3 separate regions of the Mus musculus genome follow, and all the other regions are linked to region 2. Evidence: chromatin loops called from intact Hi-C (ENCODE). Cell type or tissue: gastrocnemius. All regions are shown on one strand. Links, peaks and the distances in the headings refer to the core of each region. The heading gives the core; the rest is flanking DNA.

Region 1 (6,976 bases), core at 2,122-4,621, 160 kb before region 2:
GGACAGGCGCCTTTATCCCGAGCCTTCTTGCTAGCCATTCATTTGGCTTAAGTCTGGCGAGAAACAGTCTTATGTCATATCTCGTGCTGTACATATTTAGGTGGGACTCTTGGCCACAAATGGCTCATACTAGTGGCAGACTGCCTTTGCTTAGTTTCAAAAAATGAGTGACTTGTTGGCATCTGCTCGTCTCACTGATAATGATGCTGTGGTATCAAGGACAACTGATCTATTAGGGCAACTCCTATTCAATAAATGCTACTGATACATGAACAACATACATTTATATAGGACCGTTATAAATACTGTCTATTTTAGTAAGGCATAGTCTCTTCACTCCAGAAAGAAAGGGGGTTTTGATGAACCTATCCTTAGTCAAGAACTACAACTATTCAATTTGATATTAATCCTGGCATCTTGAAAATGTCCACCCTATATAAAGGAATGTTAAAGTCAATGGCATTAATTTGTCATCGCTCAACTCTCTGAAGACTGCTTATCACTAGGAAGAAAACAAACAAGGACTGAGCACTTAGAGGTGCTTCAGGAAACCACAAGGCTAAAACAAAGGGCACATGATAGAACCCCAATCAAAGCCGCTAGGTAAAAAGACATTTCTCTTCTTCTATCCTAATACTGTAGAGAAAATACAAAGGCAGGACTTGATCGAGACGTCTGTACTAGAGTGTACAAACACAAAGGATCTTTCACTTGTTGTTTTTCCACATTCTTTCCCTGAGTCTCCAGAAAACTCAACTATGTTTCAATTTTTATTATCTGTCTAATAAATTGGAAAATTAAACATCTTTCCCCCCCCCCACGAATTTACCATTTTTTCTAAGTTACAGCAAGTAACTTAGGGAATCACACCGAGCCAAGGACGCAGGAACCTGTACTTCCTTCTCTGCCCTTTCTTGAGACCTTCTTTATTTCATGTGTAAGGTGTTTTGCCTGAATGAATGTCTGTGTACCATGTCTGGCTGTGAGGCACAACGTGGATGCTGGGAGCCTGACCCACATCCTCTGGAAGAGCAGCCAGTGCTCTTAATCACCCACATATAGTATTTTGTGTGTGGTGGTACAGGGACTGAGTAAACCCAGGGCTTCTATCCTAACTAGGTGACTATTCTACTACAGAGCCACAGCTCAAGAGACATGTTTTTACTCAAAAAATCATTTAGCTGTGTTGTGCATTTGCTGTGCGTGTGAACACAGGAGTACATGTGTCACGGTGTACGGTGGTCAGAGGACGATCTTTCCTGTCATCCTTCCTTTCCCACTCCTTTGAGACAGGGTTTTACTGCTGCTGCCAGCAGTCACTGGCTGGTGAGCCGCCTCTGTCCCCTACATCTCTCCATGAGTGCTGGGACCATATGTAGATGCCTGAGCTACATACCTGGTTTCCACATGGGTTCGAGGGATTCAAACCTGGGTCCTCACAATTGTGATCCAAGCAATTTTACCCATGGAGCCGTCTTCCTAAACCCTCACTTTAAAATGTGAGATAGGATCTCGCTAAGTTGTCTGGGCTGGCTTCAAACATGTAATCCTCCTGTACCAGTCTCCTTGGTAACTAAAATTACAGGTATACGCCACCACACTCAGTTCAATAACATGTTTTGAAGAATAAGGTACTCTAAATTGGCAAATGATGTTTCTCTCTTCCTTCCTCAATCATGGAGTTTATGACTATCAAGCTAAGGAATGGTCACATCTACAATATTTCTTGACTGTATACAGTAGAACACATCAAACAACTTCCTCTAACTGATTCCATTTAGCTATTTATTTAAAATTGTCATTCTATTAAAATTTTTACAATATATTATTATTTCCAGTAACATGAGCCACTATGAAAATATTCAAACCCAGTGTGGCTGTCAGTGTTTAATAAGATTATTCTTTAAAATGCTTTATCCGTTTCAAGTTCAAGTACCTCGGTGAACATCAGAGCCTTGTTCTACATACAAGACTGTGCCCAAAGCCAAGGCACTCAATGTATAACTTTAATAATGAAAACCTACAGTATTAGAATCCAGGCCATGTAGAGAAAGAAAAGCCCCAGACCACTAGGTGAAAGGTAAGACACTCTGAGTGAAGGGTAGCGTAGCCCTCAGGGAACACGCACATGTGAATGAAGTCTAGGAAACTGGTTCAGGGCCTCTGCAGAGAGAATTTTTAGTTTATTTTAAAGCCGCCTATAAAATGCTTTCAATATTGCAGTATGAATTATTTATAGAAAACTGTACACTTAACTTGAAAGTTACAATGTTACTAAAAGATCTTAGGGATTATGAGGGAAATCAAGATATATCACTTTATTGTGTAATATTCAGGCAATTCTTTAATTATATGATTTCCAGAGAAGCTAGGATGTCCCACTGTCTGACCCTACGGCACGCTGTTCTGTCCTTTTCCTTTTCCAACCTAAAAAGTGAAACCGAGACAGAGCGAGCTTCTCTTAGAGCAGACACCGCTGCTAAGGTAGAACCAGGCTGCGCATGCCCACTGTGGACAGTCACTTTCCGTCGTCTCTGAAGTCAGCAGAGGGTTATCAGCAGAGCACGTGCGTGTGGGCTTTTATTGTAACAGCGCCATGTGCTCCATGGAGAATGTTCAAACGGGTCTTATGTTTAGACTATTCCTTTTAACCAATTTTCTGATTACTCTTTAAAGATGCAAGGGCTCCCAAGGGGGCCACAGAATGCTTGAACACTGTGTATTCTGCAGTCTTTTGAACTTTTCTTTAAGAGAATTAAGACAAAATTACCGTGACTTATACAATCATATTCAAACATAAAAGAAAATTCTTAGTTTTTAAAAAGTCTCCCCTTATATCTCATAATTTCAAAGCTGAAACACAGTGGTTCGAGGAAAAGCATATTAGGGTACCAGAAACTGAGGGGGGTTTCTCTGTTCTCTGTCAGTGACCTGGTGAGCCCATTTGACTGACCGCACACTCGTGGAGTAATCAGCCGGCCTCCAGTACAGGTGAGAAACTGCCACAAGTCCCTAACATAACAGAATGTGAACTGTCATAATTAGCTCGAGACGTGTCCTTTTATGACCACTAGAGGGCAGTAAAGCACTGGAAGGAATATTTAAATCATCAGTGTACAAGTGGCCTGTCAGTGTGTCTAACACTGCTCACAGGCAGAGGACAGACAAAGCACTCTTCAGTACATCATTCTGGATGCTACTTACTTTGCAAAATCCAAGTAAGAGATGTGTCCGTGATAGAAGCCTGGCTTCATCTCGTTCCAGGTGGTTATGTTCTTCACAAAGCGCACCTAAAAGAGGAGGACATTCTCATTACCTCACTGCAATGGAAAGAAAGCAGACTCTGTCATCAACAAAAGACCTCCCACTCAGGAACGGGACCCAGTCCCCGCATTCATGGGGCTGGAAGGCCAGTTTGAAGTAAGAGCAGTCAGTGGAGTCTGAACGCACTACTTTACCACGGCCATGACCAGTGCAGTATACACAGTCTACACAGGGCGGGAGGTGGACGCAGGGGTGTACTTCACCCCCATGAGGGCAAATCATCACTGCCATCTTCACTGCGTTACAATCAATAAGAGATAAGCGGCTGGCACAGCTGCAAGAGACTTCGTGATGAGCTTGTCTGCAGTGGGACGAGCTGCACGAGGTACAGATGAAGGAGGGATACACAGATGGAAGGAGGGCCGGGGAAAGGTGGTATTTGCCCCTTTATCTTTGCACCTTGACAGAGTTCATTTATCTTATAGCTGTCTGCACCGCTGCAGCCGCTGCTCCATTAGAACCTGGGTTCTTCGGGCTTCAAACTTGAACTGACGGTAAGTTGCTCTTCAGGAACTCTCCAGACCTTCAGAGCCAGACTGGGGCTCCTGAGGCCCTGAGCCTTGTGCACTAGGCAGTTTCAGGGTTCTCTGTGGCTTCAGTGTGAAGGTAGCCCTTGTTGGACTACCCAGACAGCACTGTGCAAGACATTCTAACACTCGCTCTCTTTTATAAGGTTACTTATATGGACGCGTGTGCATGTATCTGCAGGTTTCTATACATATATGTACAGAAGCCATAAGATATGGAGCTGGAGATATGGGTGATATGAGCTGCCCACAGGGGGTGCTGGGAGCCAAACTCAGGTTATCTAAAGAACAAGTATTCTTAACCACTGATCCCTGATCCACTCCAAACCACTCCCCTTAACTATAATGCACATCCATAATACAAATGTAAAATGTGTGTGTCTTCTTTCTTCCTACTGTTTCTCTAGAGGACCCTGCTGTCTTCCTTAGGCTTTCTATTGCTGTGAGAAAACACCATGACCATAAGCAAACACAGGAGAGAGGGTTATTTCACTGACAGTCCAGCCTCAAGAAAAGTCACTGAGAGAACAAACAAGGCAGGCACTGATGCAGAGGCCTGAAGAATACTACTTCTTGGCTTGTTCCTCATGACATGTTCAGTTTGTTAAACAGTCTGGACCACCTGTTCAAGGTGGGCTTTCCCTTTCCCTGCAGGCCAATCCTATGGAGACGTTTTCTTTTCTTTTCTTTTCTTTTCTTTCTTTCTTCTTTTTTTTTTTTTTTTTTTTTGGATTTTTCGAGACAGGGTTTCTCTGTGTAGCCCTGGATGTCCTGGAACTCACTCTGTAGACCAGGCTGGCCTCCAACTCAGAAATCCGCCTGCCTCTGGAGGTGTTTTCTTAATTAAGATTTCTTCCCAGATGAGCCAACCTTAAGTCAAGTTGACATACAAATAGCCAGCACACAGAAAAAATACACCCCCTATCAAAAATACACACTGAAAAAGCAAGCAACATTCCAATCTAAAGAATTCTTTCTGTGTGCATATGAATACATGTATTATACAAGCAGAGATTCATACCCCTGGCTAGCCTCACGCCCAGCACATCTAGGGTGACGTCACATTCTTGGTCCTTCTGCCACTGCCTCCCAAGGCCTGGGCATACAGAGTTCCACCATACCAGCTCATTCTATATATTACATATTTTCTCTGACACAGCATTCGAAAAGCAATCACTTAAAGGACATTCTTCTTTATACCTCAGCAAATTGAAATACGACTAACAAAATGACTAAAGATGATTGTAAGATTTTTAAAGGTGGATATATAAGCTTGTTCAAATAAAAACATATAAGCTAGTCAAGTATCTAAAATTCTCTTTCAATTTTAATGTGTGGGTTTGTGCAATATAAGTGTGACTGCGGGTGAGTACAGGGTCGCCCCTCGCAGAGCTGGGGTTAGACTGTTTCGAGCTGCCTGGTGTGGGTCAGGGAACTGAGCTGAGGCCCTATGAGAGAGCAGTGGGCATCCTTGGTTGCTGCGGCAACGCTCCAGCTCCCAAGCGCTTCCTAACTTCCTGGAATTGGAAGTATACAAAAAGCTAACATGAGAAATTCTGTAAGTGTCCATTAATTATTTTTTTAAAAAAATTGAGAAAGAATTTTTAAAAAGAAAACAAGTAGTTAATTTAAACTGTTTGTGTGCCAGCAGCTATACAATTTCTCTGTACAATAAACAACAGCTGGTCAGGACTCTCTTCTGGAGACTAGACAGACACAGAGGGATGGCAGGGCCCACTCCTCTACACTGCAGGGAACCAAGCTGCAGCTTCAGTCCCGGGAGGCAGAGCCTACACTTACAGTGAGGTATCAGTCTTTCACCAACATTTAGATCTGAATTACACGGACCTACTCTACAGCACTGACCTCAGGCTACCAGCATTACAGCTGCTTCCTACAGAAGGCCTGCTGTGGGTTAGGGACAGGACAGATGCAGTCATGCGCTAGTGTGTCTGCTGGGAAATACAGTTCTGGGACAGTTTAGGTTTAAGGGGCTACATTATTGGCTGATACACTGATGTAAATGGTAGTGACACTATGAGCCAAATACATGCAAGTGTGTGTATGAGGTATTGTGTTCTTTCCTATTCATTCTTTCAATTCAGTACTAGGCAGAATAAAAATACAAAATAGTGAATGAAGAATAAACTGCACGATGACATGAAATGTACTTGTTATTGTTAATTATGTTGGGTCCTATGAAAACCAACTACAGTATTTCTAACCAAAAATAAAGAGCGGCTGGAGAGATGGCCCAGTGGCTGGAGCACAGGTTGCTCTTTCAGAGGAACCTGGTTGGGTCATCAGCACTTACATGTCGGCTTACAACCACCTGTACTTCTAGTTCCACGGCATCTGATGGCCTCTCTGGCCTCTGCGGTCACCAGCCATGCACATGCCACATAGACATATATATATGCAGGCAGTACATCCATACACACATGGGGTGGGGGTGGCAAAGAGGTGATCATTTTCAGAGCTTGAGGCATACTCAGAAACTCAGCTTTGTTTTCCAAAGCCGGGATCTCCTGTGGACAGGATGGTTCAGGAGGGAAATGAAAAAGGTGCTAGATTAAATTCTACGGAAACGCTGCGGCAGACTGCAAATGTCAGACAGGACAGAGCATATAAATAGGGAGTGGATGTGAGAGACTCACAGAACTGGGAGTCACGTGAACACTGCAGGCACCCTTTCTTTCCCCCAAACGTTCCTGAGGATGGGCCACATGGACGTGAAGCATCCTGAGGGTGACTGGCACATCCCACCTGTGTCCTTTAACAGGAGGGGAAGCCCAGGAGGCTGGGTTAGATTGCTGTAGGCCTCTCAAACTTCAAAGTGCAAAAAACAAACCACCTAGAATTCCTGTTGAGACAGATAGCTACACAGCAGGTCTGAAGCAGTTAGTACCTGGAATTCTGCATTTCTAATAAGCCTTCAGGAAGTGGTGTCACTCATTCCTGGACCAAATGAAGACCACTGTTTCAGAAGATGTGGGCTCAGGAGACAGCTCCTAACCTTATTAACATGAGGCTTCTTCTGTGGCCCTAACAACACAGGTCTGAGGGCTACAGAAACTCTTGGGCACCTTGACCCTGAAAGCCAGCAGGGTTTGCAACAGGCACCT
Region 2 (6,976 bases), core at 2,094-4,593:
GGCAGGTAAAGGTGCTTGCACCAAACCTGACAGCCTGGGTCGAATCCCTGGGACTCTTAGGAGAAAATTAAGTTACCGTCTGACCTCACATCCTATGGTACCTGTAGTCCCCACCTCCCATGATAAATAAATAAAATGTCATCTAGAACAAGACCTACTGATTTTCATCTAGCAGGGACATGGACCTGGGTTGAATAAGTGAGGTCACAGGTTGTTAGGGCATCAGGCAGACACACAAGGGCTGATAACCAAAGCCTGCAGTTTACCTTTCCCTGACACACTCCCATACTCCCTGGCCACCACTTCTCAGTTTCCATCTCTGATCCCTCCCACGGACCACATTCGAATGTGCTGTGCATCCCACGCCAGGCTGTGCCATAATAAACTGCACCATCTCCATCTTCTTCCAGCTCACCCCCCTGCCCTTCCATCTAACTAACCTCTCACAATGGCTGCAAATATGTCTTCCTTCTTATTTGGTGTCGCCTGCATCGCCTGTTAAACTGCAGGTGTCACAAAGGCTGAACACTGTTCTAGCTACTGCTGTGTCTGTGGGACCCGGTGCAGTGTCTAGCACAAAGGAGCTTTATAAACACTTATCTAACGCAATGACTTGTTCATCCTCAGGACCAGATCATTGTCCCAGTAATCCTTTCCAGTTGAAGTTTCCTTACTCTTCACCCTCCAGGGGCCTGCTCGATGCCTCTCACCCACATCAGCCCCCGTCTTGTAATGAATACAGAATTCCAGATCTGTGCTGTGTAACTTAGCACCCCATTAGACCCCACACCAGTGATGTTCTTTCCATCTTCTGGTAAAGATGCTGGTGGCTATCCTCTGCCACTCCTAGGACATCTGCTTGCTCTGTAAACATGTCGCTCTTTAGAAGCAGGTACTTAAATCTGATATCTGCAACTTGCCATCAGGAGCTCTGCTGAGCGCTAAGGATGAGGACTGCGGTATTCGGCTTTCAAATAAATCAGCCTAATTCCAGGAAAGTCTGAGTAGCTGCAGGAAATTAGAGAGCTAGAACAAGCAGCCTTGATCCAAAGAACACAAAATCTTCCATACAGCAAAGTCATTTCCTAAGAAGGGTGATAAATCCCACGGACGGGAACATTTGGGCCCCGTCTCTTCCACAGATCCCGACCTTCCCCTGTCAGAACACCCCCACCCCCAGCCCCTCATTTTATAATCACTGGAGAAGATTCTGCCCAGTGACAGCTTCTGGGATCCTTTCATCTGTGGTGATTTACTGTAGTCCCTTGTTGGACGGCCTGCTCAAGACTTTGCAGGTGCACCCTACCCCACGCCTGCTCTGCTTCTCTGGGGAGATTTAGTGGCAGTTATGTTTCAACTTCCTTGGCAGGATCACGCGCCCTCAAACACGAGCCACTGCAGAATAGACTTAGAGCAAGAATGGCTGCCCCGAAAGTTTCCACTTGGTGATAGGAGTGATAAATTAGTCTCTTTACCATTAGGTAATCTGTAACATGCCAGATTAATTAAGGTCATATTTTATCAAATTGAAGCTTGTATCAGAGCCCTTTCCAATGTTGTGATATAAATCTCAAACTGGCCTAATCCGGAAAGGAAGTGAGCAGCAGCCCTAACTGAAGAGTCCAGTGGTGTCTGGCTTTCCATACAGCCTCAGAGAAGAGAGATCATTAGCCCATTGCCTGACTTTTTTATAAGATTAATTTTTATTTTTACTTATGAATGTGTGTCTCCCACATGTATGTGGGTACCTGCAGAGGCCAGAAAGGGTGCAGTATTCCTTGGATATGGGATTATCAACTTCCTGATGTGGGTTCTGGGAACTGAACCCAGGCCCTATGGAAAAGCATTCCGCCCTGAGCCATCTCTCCGGGCCCCATCAAGTGCTCCTGTAAATAGTTTTAGTGGCACGAAGCCACGTAACTTCTTTACACAGTGTCTAAGGCCGCTCTCAAGCCATAATGCGTTGGGTCCTCGCAGGAATGATCTGATATATTTATGATCCTGCCTTTTCCAGTAAAAGCTTGCCAGCCCCTGGCTCCAGGGCTCGGATGATGTCATCAGGATTCTCAAGCCATCCATTGACTACATACAGTCTTTCTCCCGGGTGACCTTGCTCTCAGCTTCTTTCAGTTCTGATATTCCTTCCTGCAAATAGCCTCAGTTGAAAGATCATTTCTTTTCTGGTAACTCTTTGAAAAGCCCTTGAAGTGACTCTCATTGGCTATTTGGATGAGATACTCATCCTTCGATTGATGATCAACAGGGAGGAGGAATTATCCCACACGGCTTGCTCTGAGTTATCTGTCTAGCCCTGGTGGGGTTGGGGCCAGCCACATCCAGGACACATGGAGAGAGAATGATGGAGTGACCCTCCCAAAGGCAAAACAACAACAACAGCAACTAGCATCTCCGGGATGAAACCTCTCCTCCACCTCAAGGCTGGACACAGTCTAATCTTGGACAGTTCTCAGGATGTGTTAATGAGACTTGTGTGTGTGTGTGTGATCTCAGACCCCAAGGCAGTCCTAGTAATGACAATGACCTGTTATTGATGAGTTTTGATGCCAGACTACAGTAAGCATTTAATTAGAATTATCTTATTTATTCTCCAGACAACTATAAACTAGGTGTTTTTAACTTCTACTTTACAAATGAGAGGTTTAATAAAGGCCTGCTCGGAGGAAGCGGGGTGCTAAACAGCAAGCAATGGTGCAGCTTTATTGCGATTATTGTTATTAGAACGGCAGCAGAAGTCGTTTGTATCTGACCAACCTGAAATCAAGTCCTGGCTCTGTTCTCAACCCTAGGATTCACAGCTAGACAGTAAGTTACAAAAAGAGAAGGATCATGTTTGTCCTCAACCCTGGTCTTGTCAGTATGTCCCCAGTAGGCACACAGTAAAACACCCTCACAAACTTATATTAATGAGTTACAATCTCTAAGCCTGAAATTTTAAATGTGAAATATGCAAAATACATACACACACATAACTCTGGAAGAGATTTCATGATAGAGCACACACCGAACACTTGGGTTGGTGCCGGGTGTTATTTGCTGGCCCTCAATAAGTGTCCAATAAGTAGCAACAATTGCAGCGATTTTTCGAATACTTAACCACACCCTGTAATGCACAGATTGGCTCATCTGATTCTCAAGCCCCTGCCTCCACACTACAAGTGAACTGAGTCTGTATTCTTCCTTTGTCCTGAGTACTGAGGGTGTGTCCCGCCCTCTCACCAGTGAATCCAACTCTTTCTATTAACTCCCAGGACTCTGAGGCATTTCATTCAAGTTCTGCGAAATGATGGCTTCTCCTTTTCTCTCCTGCATTATTGGAAGAAATAAAAGCATCTTTCTTCAAAAACACAATGAAGACTTTTCTCTCAGCCCTCCTTCTCTTTCCCCCATTATTTCCAGAGAGCAAGGTTGGGTTGTAGGAGGCTCTGTTGCCTGGCAGGAGGCTGTAATTCACAGAGAGCCAACAGCTGGAGCCAGCCAGGCCCTGGCCTCACCAGCCCTCCCTCCCTGCTCCAGTAGGCTCTTCTTTCCCAGAATTGCCTGCTGCCATCTGCTGGCCATATGATGTCACTGCACTGATATCTCCTAAGTGTCTGAAGGAGCCTTCTTTCGGCTTCCCAGTATCTTCAGGATCCTCTGGTAGACAGTGCTTTCAGGGGGCATCTGGTAGACAGACAGTGCTAGCAGGGAGGGCAACAGAGAGTTTCGAGGTAAGGTGCTTGGGCCAACATGGCTGGGAAGAAGAAACTCACAGCTCAAACGAGGGAAGCTCAAACCATGAATCCTCCTTCCCTCTGACAAACACGCTTTCTTGCTCAGAGCCACCTGTTTGTTATCCCCAACCCATCTCCCACCCAACAGCACCCTGTTATTCTCTCAGCCACACCAGTAGCTCAAATAAGCTGTATTGCCACAGCAATCATACTACTTAATTTTTTTTCAAATAGTTTCCTGTGGAAAAGTTACAAGAATAGTTACAAAGAATTGCCCTACATCCTTCTTCCAGCCAAGTCCACTTAAGATTTTCCGGTGGAATCGGCAGCTTTTTATAAGCAGAGGATTCAAGCCAGGATCACACATTTTTTCTGCTTCCCATGAGTCTCAACGTCTTCCTCATTTGGAACATTCCTGACTTCTGCTTCTATTTTAGACTTCGGGATAGATGCTGACATTGTAAGCAGTTCCAGCCAGAGCTGTAGAGTGCCTTCAGTCCGTCTGATGCTGGCTAGTCAGCTTATGCATTATCAGCTAACACGTTAACACGTTAACCAGTCATTTCACGGCACTGACTCTGGTGACCCACGCTGTTTCCTGTGGTATGGCTTTGGATCACTTTGATGTGATTGTCTGTGTGTATGTCTGTGAATGGCACCCTAGGAGGTCAGAGGAAGTTGTCAGTCCCCTGGAACTGGAGCTACACATGGTTGTGAGCCACTGTGTGGGTGCCTGGAATTGAACTTGGGTCATCTGGAAGAACAGCCGGTGCTCTTGACCACTGAGTCATCTCCTGGCCCCATCAGCTTGGTTTTTATAATACAGTGCAGGACTACCACGTGCCAGGGGAATGGTGTCTCAAACAGTGGGCTCTCCAACTTCAACTAACAATTAAGATCATACCCTACAGACATGCCCCTAGGTCAGTCCAATACAGAGCAATCCTCCAGGTCCTTGGGTGAGAGTTCCTCTCAGCTGACTCTAGGGTGTGTCAGAGCTAACTACTTAAAGCTAACGGATAAAACTAACTAGGATGTTAGTCTTGCCATAGCTCGTGGCCCTGCTGGACCACTGCCTCTTCTGCTTGGCCTCGCCTGATACCTTTTTCAGACAGTTAGGGGAGGGGGTAAAAGGGAGAAAATGAAAAAAATACTGTGTTTTAAGAATAGAAAAAGGATGCCGGGTGTGGTGACACACGCCTTTAATCCCAGCACTTGAGAGGCAGAGGCAGGCAGATTTCTGAGTTTGAGGCCAGCCTGGTCTACAGAGTGAGTTCCAGGACAGCCAGGGCTACACAGAGAAACCCTGTCCCGAAAAACCAAGAAAAAAAAAAGAGAATAGAAAAATGTGCCCATTCTTGCCACTATTGTCGATCATGTGACATACAATTAATACCATGGATTACTGGAGGTACGATCTCCACAGACATGTCCACCTCGAGAAGACAATGACCGTGGCTCATCGTGGATTGTAGCTCCAGGGCCTAATGCAATGGCTGCTGCACTACTTCCTGTCTTCCCAACCACAGCATCAGGTCCGCAGAGCCTGGCTTTTGTGTGGGTTCTCAGAGCTGAACTGAGACCCTCACTGTGGGAAGCCGCCCCCACATTCGCCGTCACAAGATGGCGCTGACAGCTGTGTTCTAAGTGGTAAACAAATAATCTGCGCATGTGCCAAGGGTATTTCTCCACCCCATGTACTCTGCCTTCCCCGTGGCAACAACTCGGCCATGGGCTGCAGCCAATCAGGGAGTGATACGTCCTAGGCGAAGGATAACTCTCCTAAATAGGGACGGGGTTTCGCTTTCGTTTTTGGGTTTGAGTTTTGCACTCTTGCTCCTGAAGATGTAAGCAATAAAGTTTTGCCGCAGAAGATTCTGGTTTGTTGTGTCTTTCCTGGCCGGTCGTGAGAACGCGTGTAAGAGTTGGTGCCGAAACCCGGGACGAGAAAATCCGGGAAGAAAAAACCCGGAACAAAAAAACTCGGGACGGGAATTAACCATCACTGGCGCAAGGAAGATCCCTCATTCCGGAACCAGAACTGCGGGTCACGGTCATAAAGGTTCCCGTAAAACAGACTGTTGAGAAGGATTCAACTGCGTGAATTCAGAACTCTTCAGCTGGGGAACAGGGTACCCGTAAGTATAGCTTTACAAGGTAAGTCTGGTCTTGAACTTTCTAACGAAATTCAAGACAGTCTATCAGAAGTAAAGTGGGAAATAGCTTTACAAGGTAAGTCTGGTCTTGAACTTTCTAACGAAATTCAAGACAGTCTATCAGAAGTAAAGTAGGAAATAGCTTTACAAGGTATGTTTGGCCTTGAACTTTTTCTAGTGTTAGGAGCCTTTTTGTTCCTTTTCACATGTTATCAAGTGGTTAAGGCAGGGCTAAAAATTCTGGATGAAATTCAGGGCAATCTATCAGAAGTAAAGCGGGAGAGAGAGTAGGAGCAAAGAGGAAATATGGTACACAAAATAAGTATACAGGCCTTTCCAAGGGTCTTGAACCCGAGAAAAAGTTAAGGTCAGGTAAGAATACCTGGGGAGAGATTAGAAGAAAGGAAAAGGAAAAAGAAAAGAAAAAAGATCAATTAGCGGAGGTTTCTAGGAGAAGGAACCTATACTCATCACTAGATGAGCTCAAGGAGCCAGTTCTTAGTAGTTCTGAATCAGATGAAAAGGCTATTAGGGCCTGAAAGGCGCTCTCCCGAGCAGGTAAAGCCACTAGACAACTAACAAAGATCGTCCAGGGACCTCAGGAGTCCTTCTCAGATTTTGTGGCCAAAATAACAGAGGCAGGCTCTTGCAGCCTACAAAGTCTTATTGTCCACCCTGGAGTTGTAAATCAGGATTATAAAGGGGAACTTCAGGTTCTCTGTTCTTGTCCTCAAGTTGTCTTTTCTATATCACAAAGGGACAGAATAGCTCAACTAATAATTTTGCCAAGCCTACATGGCTGTTTTCCTTCCTCTGGTATTCCTTGAGCTGCCAGAGGGATTGGTTCTACTGAAAGTGATTCTGATTACTTAATAATGCCTTTAGATTGTTGTCAAATTTTATCTACTCATGCCAGGCCATTACAGGTCTGACAAATGGATGTCACGCATATTTCCTCCTTTGGGAGAAATCAATATTTACATGTTTCTATTGACACCTGCTCTGGTGTAATGTTTGCCACACCTTTAACAGGTGAAAAAGCCTCACATGTGATTCAACATTGTCTTGAGGCATGGAGTGCTTGGGGGA
Region 3 (6,976 bases), core at 3,015-5,514, 86 kb before region 2:
TTGGGAAGAAAACAGGATGCTTTCTTAGGAAAGGCATTTTGTTCCTTAAAAGACCACCTAGGTGAGGATGCAAAAACCTAGCAATGACTTATAAAACTAAGAAGTAAAAACTTAAATGGTTTTTAAGAAGGGACTTTTAGGAGGTAATCTATGGGAAAACTGTCTTCAGTGTACCACTGTATACTCAGGATGTTCCACAGCACCACTGTATACTCAGGATGTTCTATGGCACCACTGTATACTCAGGATGTTCTATGGCACCACTATATACTCAGGATGTTCAATGGCACCACTGTATACTCAGGATGCTCCATGGCACCACTGTATACTCAGGATGTTCCACAGCACCACTGTATACTCAGGATGCTCCATGGCACCACTGTATACTCAGGATGTTCAATGGCACCACTGTATACTCAGGATGTTCTATGGCACCACTGTATACTCAGGACTTCAGAAAGCAAATTGCCATCAAAGGCCGTTCACCTTATATTGCTTAGTTATACAACATAAGGGTAAATTACTAAAGTTGCTTACTACCTTTGTGTTCTATCTGTTAGGTTAGACAAACCTGTTAGGTTGTAAATATCGACATAAAAATACTTAAAGTTTGTAACTGTGTTGGAAGGCTAAGAGTTTTTAGCTAGTAGATGAGGAAAGAGTTTATTTTCTTCATTACATTCCATAAGGACATTGCCTTGGCATTTCTCAGACAATCCCTCATCCCTGGAGAAGGCCACAAACTAACGAGACAACCCAAAGGCAGACAGCTCTAAAGTCCTTCATGCCAGCTCTAACTTTTGAAACACACTTGAATAACTAATACCATGCCTACTGATGGAAGAGACACAAGCATTTATGTAAGCAGGTCTTTATCTCGGTGTTATTTATCATACTGAGATGCTAGGTGTAATGTGTGAGTACAGAGTGCTGGTTAAAAGTAACCTCCCGCTCGGATGCTTGCACCACCACCATTCCAAGTGCCGCATCAGTGACTTCTGGATGCTCAATAGCTTGTAAGCACTAGGACTGCAAGATAAGTTTATAAGGAAAGAAATTTTATTTCCTTAATTTTAGAAATTAAATGAAAAAGAACCTTATTGTAAGTCTGTGGGAATGGGAGAACTGTGATCTGACTCCTATGCATGGTAGGTAGTATGTACTGTCTATGTATAGTAATATGTATAGCATAACTTGCGCTATACTGCTAGGCTCTCGTGTCCTCTGGACCAGGTGCTAGCTGACTGTGCACGAGAGGAACAATGAACAGGTATCATCTGCAGAAGTCAGAGGCTGGGTCAGGAGATGAAAGACACACAGCCAAGTGCGCAGGCAAATTAGTTAATCTGCTTTGGCTCCTAGCCGGTTCCACACACTGCGCCCGCCCAAGAGCTCTGGATTCACAAATGAAACACACACACACACACTCACACACACACTCTCTCTCTCTCTCTCTCTCTCTCTCTCTCTCTCTCTCTCACTCACCAGCCAATTTTGATATGCCTTGAGTAGCTCAATGGCTGGACACTTCTAACTTCTCTGCAGCTAACACACACACCCCTCCAGTATTCCTGGCATAACATCTTCTAAATCTATATTTTATCTTTGCCACCCTGTTATCTTCTGGGCACCCACCCTGCTCCAAATAGGGTCACTTTCCCTTTCCACCTACATTGATGGATGATTTTTCTCCTGCAGCTCTTAAATCTGACCACTCTCCCTTCAAGTCATGGCGATTCTCCTCTTCCTCCCATCTCCCAGTCCCTTGCCCGCACAATTTCAAAGTCCTACTCCATCTCCCTGCCCAGCCATTGGCTGTACAGCAATTCTTTATAACCAATTGAAGCCAGCTGGGGGCAGGGACCCTCAGGTCTGGAAGCTTAGCTTTTGGGAGCCAAAGTAAGACAAAAGCATTAGAACCAATTCCCAACAGCCCAGTTCCAGGTCCCCAAGCCCTGCGGCCTCAAACCACACAATCTGCATAGGAAACAAGCAGGTGAAATGGCTCACGCCCAAAGACAGCCAGATGGGCACAGGGCAAGCAAGACCCCTCAGAGGGATGTCATTTACAAATAAATTTTTAAGTAAAATGCCTGGCAACCCTGACAAGATACTTCAGAGTAGTTCAGGAATCAAAGAATACTAGATTCAGTGTGAAACCAAATGTTATCTTCCATGGGGCGGGGCTCAGTGGAAGAACATCTGAACAGCACATACAAGAACGGGCTTCAGGAACAAAAAGGGGACAAAAAGGAAAGGAAAATGTCAAGAACCCCAGTTACTCCAATGCCCACCTTGGCCTCGCCCAGCCTTGTCTGCATCAGAAGCAGCTAACCACTGTTCGCTCTGCCTCTGGAGTAGGACAGGCTAAACAGGCAGGGCAGGGGTGGGAGGTGGGGAGAGAGGTCTGTATTAACAACATTAAGGAAATAATCTCAGAGGGAGGAAGAATAGCAGGGAGAAGATGGCTTAAGATGAGAGAGAAGCAGGAGTAGTTTCCTAAGGAAAATGTATATATCTAAACACCACATATTTGGAACAACTTTAAATGCAATTAGTACCAAAGTTTAAGAGAAAAAAATTATTACATTCCTTCAGTTTATAAACATTAATTTATAAACTGTTCAACTGGATAATACCTTTATATCCTTCATGCAAATAAAAGGGAATGAAATGAGTTCAACAGGGTTGCAATTAATTTTCCAAAAAACATGACCCTTCATGCTTGTGGTGCTGAGAGGAAACCCAGGGAGCCATACATGTCCAGCAGCTTTCTACACCAAGAAGCAGCATCAGCCCTGACCACATGACTGCCAACACAGACGTTTTACATTATACACACAAGATGTGAATTTATCTATTTTAAAGCATATAGCAGATCAAAGGCATTTAAACAGTCTACAGACATAGACGAGTTTAGAAGATCCATATGCTTCAGATTGGAGAATTACAGTTAGTGAACCAAAGGTAAAGAGAAACAAAGAATCCCAAGCCATATAAACACCATTATCTCTGAGCCAGAACTTCAAAACAGAAACACACGCAGAATCTGTTTTTCTGTCTGTTATGTTTGTGTATGTTTTCATCAGGGTTTCTTTAAAAAAAAAAAAACAAAAACACTGACTTCTCATTTGAGTCACCAAGTAGACTTTTTAAAAGGCAATGAAGCCTAGCATGACTGTTTTGTTAGGTCCTTGCCTCTGGATGGAACTCCTACTTCACTCTGCACAGGCAAGAGCATCTCTCAAGGAGTGTCTACCAACTTATCTCATCCCCTTCCAAGGCTGAAGGTACAGCACAAGACCTGGATCCCGAGAATACCATATCCTCCAAGGACAGACTCTCCAACGTGGAGACAAATACCACTAAGGACAAGAGAGCAGAAGCGAGCGCCTTGTAGGAACCAGTCTGATCTTGCCATGCTGACAGTCAGTTGTACAGACCTCTTTGGGCATCCTGCAGAATCAGAACTAATAATCAACCAGCCCGTAGCCCAGCCACAAGTGCTTGAGTATGCAAATGTGTCCCCAAAACTCCTCTCTATAGGAATGCAAAGCTCATGTTGGTACCCAGTGATTCGACAAGGGGCCCTGGGCCCTTCATTTGTTCCTCCTAACATGTTAGATCTCTGTCCTCTACCTTTCAGCTCCGCTCATCCTTTCAGCGGGTGTATTTGGAGGGTGGCTGGGCTGCTGGACCTGGGGCCTGTGCTCCCAAACTCCAGTTTGCTGGAGAACAGCCCCAGAAGCTGTTAGCATCAGAGGGCTTTTGTTTTGTTTTTGTTCTGTTTGTCTTTGCATTTCAAAAAACAAAACATAGTGGGTTAAGATTCCATAAAATTAGTGTCAACTTCCCTTAGTCCTGGCTGCTGTGTCAAAGTCCCTTAGTCCTGGCTGCTATAAATATTGCTGAGAGTTCCCAAGACTGTCACTAGAGTAAAATTACCAAACCAACACAGGCAGGAGCAGGCCTTTTTTTCTGCCAAATTCATTTTTTCTTTTTGTTTTTGTTTTTCTTTTTTTCTGACGAAGGTAAAGTCCTATATTCCTTGTCTATTTCTTTACCTGTGACATTTTAAAGTGTGAGGACTACATCTCCAGGTGTCTAAGGACTACCTCCTTATCTTACAGTCAGATTTTAATAACTGGCTGGAGACTTTTAACACCAAGTGTTGTTTTTGTTACTCTACCAATAACCACCCCCCTCCCCCCATACTTAATTAAATAGAATCTCTAAAAATGGAAAACCATGTACTGCAAATTTAAAAGAAAAATTCACCTAAGTGATTTTTCTCAATCAAGTCAGTTTTGGGAAACCATGGGTCTCTCCAAGACAATAATTAAAATTTACTTAAGGTCAAACTAATATGAAGCCAGAAGAGGGCAGCAGGTAGCTATTCTGCAAAACTAAATATGCAAATATATAAATAACTATAAGGTACAAAGTAGAGAGTGTTCTCCGGGAAAGGCCCACAGAGACTCAGATATTCTCAGAGAAATTGCCAGCCTCCAGTGAGAAGTAATGAGCGACCTGTAAGAAGCAAGCGAGTCAGCCAGGAAATGTCAGGACGTGCCTGGCAGGAGTGAGAGTGGTGAGAGTCCAAGAGCAGAGCCTCCTCCACCTGTCAGGAGGTAACTACAAAAGAAGACAAGAGCTGGAGCGATTCCTGAAGCTTAACCCTCAGGAGCAACCCAGCTACAGCGGGAACTGTTGGAATCACAGAGTGAAAGAACATTAGGGACAGAACAACACAAAGAAGCAATGGAAAGCATGTCTGATGGAAAGGAAAGGTCCTCATTTTTAAATCAAAGCTTTATGACGTTAGCAATGGAAAGGAAACTTAATATTCTGGAGGTGCTGGGCTGTGTGCGAGTGGCTGCTACAGTACAGGCACTTATGGCACCGATCTGCAGCACAGCATGGGCTGGGGGCAAAAGCACATACATACATACATACATACACATAATTAAAAATGAAAGAATACATCATTAAAATATGACCCAGAGTTTTCTAATCTTTGCTTTTAGATCACTTAGAAGTTTGCAACTGTGAGACAAATAGTGAAGAGTCAACCAGCACAGGAATAGCTGTGCAAACCCACCCTGACTTCCATGCACAGCTAACGCAGCTGATGCACACACAGTTCTGCCATCCGCTGTATAATTCAGATGGTATTTCTACATCCTCCATTGTTACTGCTCTTCAGCATCCAACCAAACCAATCTGCACTCTCTAGCTGGAGCTGCACATTTAGACTACTGCTTCCTCTTAAACTTATTCATTTAAGTGAGTGTTTGTGTGAGAGAGACTGTGTGCATGTGTGTGCGTGTGTATGTAAAGAATACTTATAGAAGAGACTCCAAAATACATTTAGCCTTAAAGCCTGTTGAGCACATATGTATTACTCCTTCCTCTCAACCTTTAGGAGGCAGGGTTTACAAGCTGGTCTCGAATTTTCCATCCTTGCAGCTCAGCCTTCCTGGCGCTAGCTACCAACCATATGTTTTTGGTAAAAAGAAAGAAAGAAAGAAAGAAAGAAAGAAAGGAGGGAGGGAGGGAGGGAGGGAGGGAGGGAGGGAGGGAGGGAGGGAAGGGGTTGAGATGGGAAGAAACTTTATACAGCCCCTTTCCAACATAAAAAAGACCCCTTTCCATTGCACCAGGTTTTCCAGAGCTGAGCCCCAGAAGAGACTCACGACTTCAGAAGTCAGTTAGCCATCATCCGAGATCTTCGATATCTAGCTGGCCACCACATCCTGGTCAGCCCAATGCTATCCACTCATGCATGTGAATCTGACACTTGGTATAGCACCATGGCTGGCTGAGTGCTCTGCAGGGTGCTGATCCTGGGCGAGCCTGGCCCTTCATGCAGGGTGAGCACTCACTGTGACTCCAGGGCACCACCACCTACAGCATCCCATGTACAACTTCAAATGGCAGAGCTGGGGATGATTTCAGTGTCTGCTCTTACATCCCAGATAATCTAGGCCAAAGACTCAAGGATAGGAAAGGGGCTCCATTTGATAGAATCCAATATATTGTCAAATTCTTTAATTAGGAGGACCTCTGTAGGTAACTAGCAAAAAAAGAAGAAAAAAAAAAGTGACCCAAAGTCTCAAGTGAGAAAAACCTCTCCAAAAACAAACTATTTTATGATAAAATACAGTAGCAGAGTATAACAGTTATGTTTTTCTGGTATAAGAGTCTTTTTCATAGCAGCCTATAAAACAAAATAAACAATCAATAGTTCTTTCTCACCACATAAGGTTGCTCTCCAACTTACAATGACTGATTTACCATTTCTAAATATTACAGTGCTGCATCCAGAAAAAGTACACTTTAAAATCTGTGATACATGGTGCAGATGACAAGCAATCCCCAGCAGGCTGACTCACGGGAGGTAAACAACTGACATTCTACAGCTTGCTCTTATGGTACCTAGCAGGCAAATACTAGGTAGAGCTTTTTCTTACTTACAAAGGGTTTTTTCAGGATACAACTACATCAAAAGACAAGCAGCAATTACACAGCTTTTTCTAAGGAGCACCAGATCAAAGTAGCAAGCAACAAATGATGATCTGAAGAGGAAAGTGGGCCTCTTTCAGCTTCCTTCTGTGTACATTCATATTGCTCAAACCAGGTTTGTCTGTCTGTCTGTCTTTCCTTTTTTCTTTTGAATTTTAAAAATTCCTCTTGGAATTTCTTTCTTACACATTAGATCCCTGCTGCAGTCACCCTCTCTCCTCTCCACAGATCTCCTCCTCCTCCTCCTTCCTCCTAGAGATAACACCCAGACAGGGCACATCAAGTAGCAGTAAGAGAATGAACATGCCCTCATACTGAGACTGGACGAGACAATCCAGGAAGAGAAAAGGGGACCCCAAAGCAGGCAAAGAGTCAGAGACACCCTCACTCCCACTGTTAGGAATCTCACAAGAACACCAAGCTACACAACCATAACGAATACCCAGAGGAC

What was found. A loop is a pair of places that touch in the nucleus more often than their neighbours do. Peaks named below come from ENCODE experiments on the same cell type or tissue, not always from the same donor. Only the 100,000 strongest peaks of a DNase experiment are listed, where the experiment ranks them.
Region 1: it touches region 2 in a loop (11-fold over the local background); 30 of 42 quality-filtered maps call a loop at or near these places.
Region 3: it touches region 2 in a loop (6-fold over the local background); 18 of 42 quality-filtered maps call a loop at or near these places.

The regions. Positions count from the first base shown.
Region 1 is chr3:144,450,748-144,457,723 of GRCm38, forward strand. Hs2st1 (heparan sulfate 2-O-sulfotransferase 1) reads right to left here. Exons shown (of 7, transcript NM_011828.4): 3 at 3,205-3,290. Among named protein-coding and RNA genes, the nearest start is that of Gm43707, 58 kb to the right of the region's middle. In gastrocnemius, for the core only: a CTCF peak has its summit at 3,080 (motif pointing right); a DNase peak (open chromatin) is centred at 3,066.
Region 2 is chr3:144,613,663-144,620,638 of GRCm38, forward strand. No RefSeq gene overlaps it. Among named protein-coding and RNA genes, the nearest start is that of Selenof, 47 kb to the left of the region's middle. In gastrocnemius, for the core only: no CTCF peak of the experiment used is centred there; a DNase peak (open chromatin) is centred at 3,553; H3K4me3 peaks cover 683 bases; H3K27ac peaks cover 1,987 bases.
Region 3 is chr3:144,526,745-144,533,720 of GRCm38, forward strand. The region is part of intron 1 of Hs2st1 (heparan sulfate 2-O-sulfotransferase 1); the gene reads right to left. Gm43560 (a long non-coding RNA gene) reads right to left here. Exons shown (of 2, transcript XR_003954573.1): 1 at 1-6,976. Among named protein-coding and RNA genes, the nearest start is that of Gm43560, 4.7 kb to the right of the region's middle. In gastrocnemius, for the core only: a CTCF peak has its summit at 4,396 (motif pointing right); a DNase peak (open chromatin) is centred at 4,572; H3K4me3 peaks cover 736 bases; H3K27ac peaks cover 1,641 bases.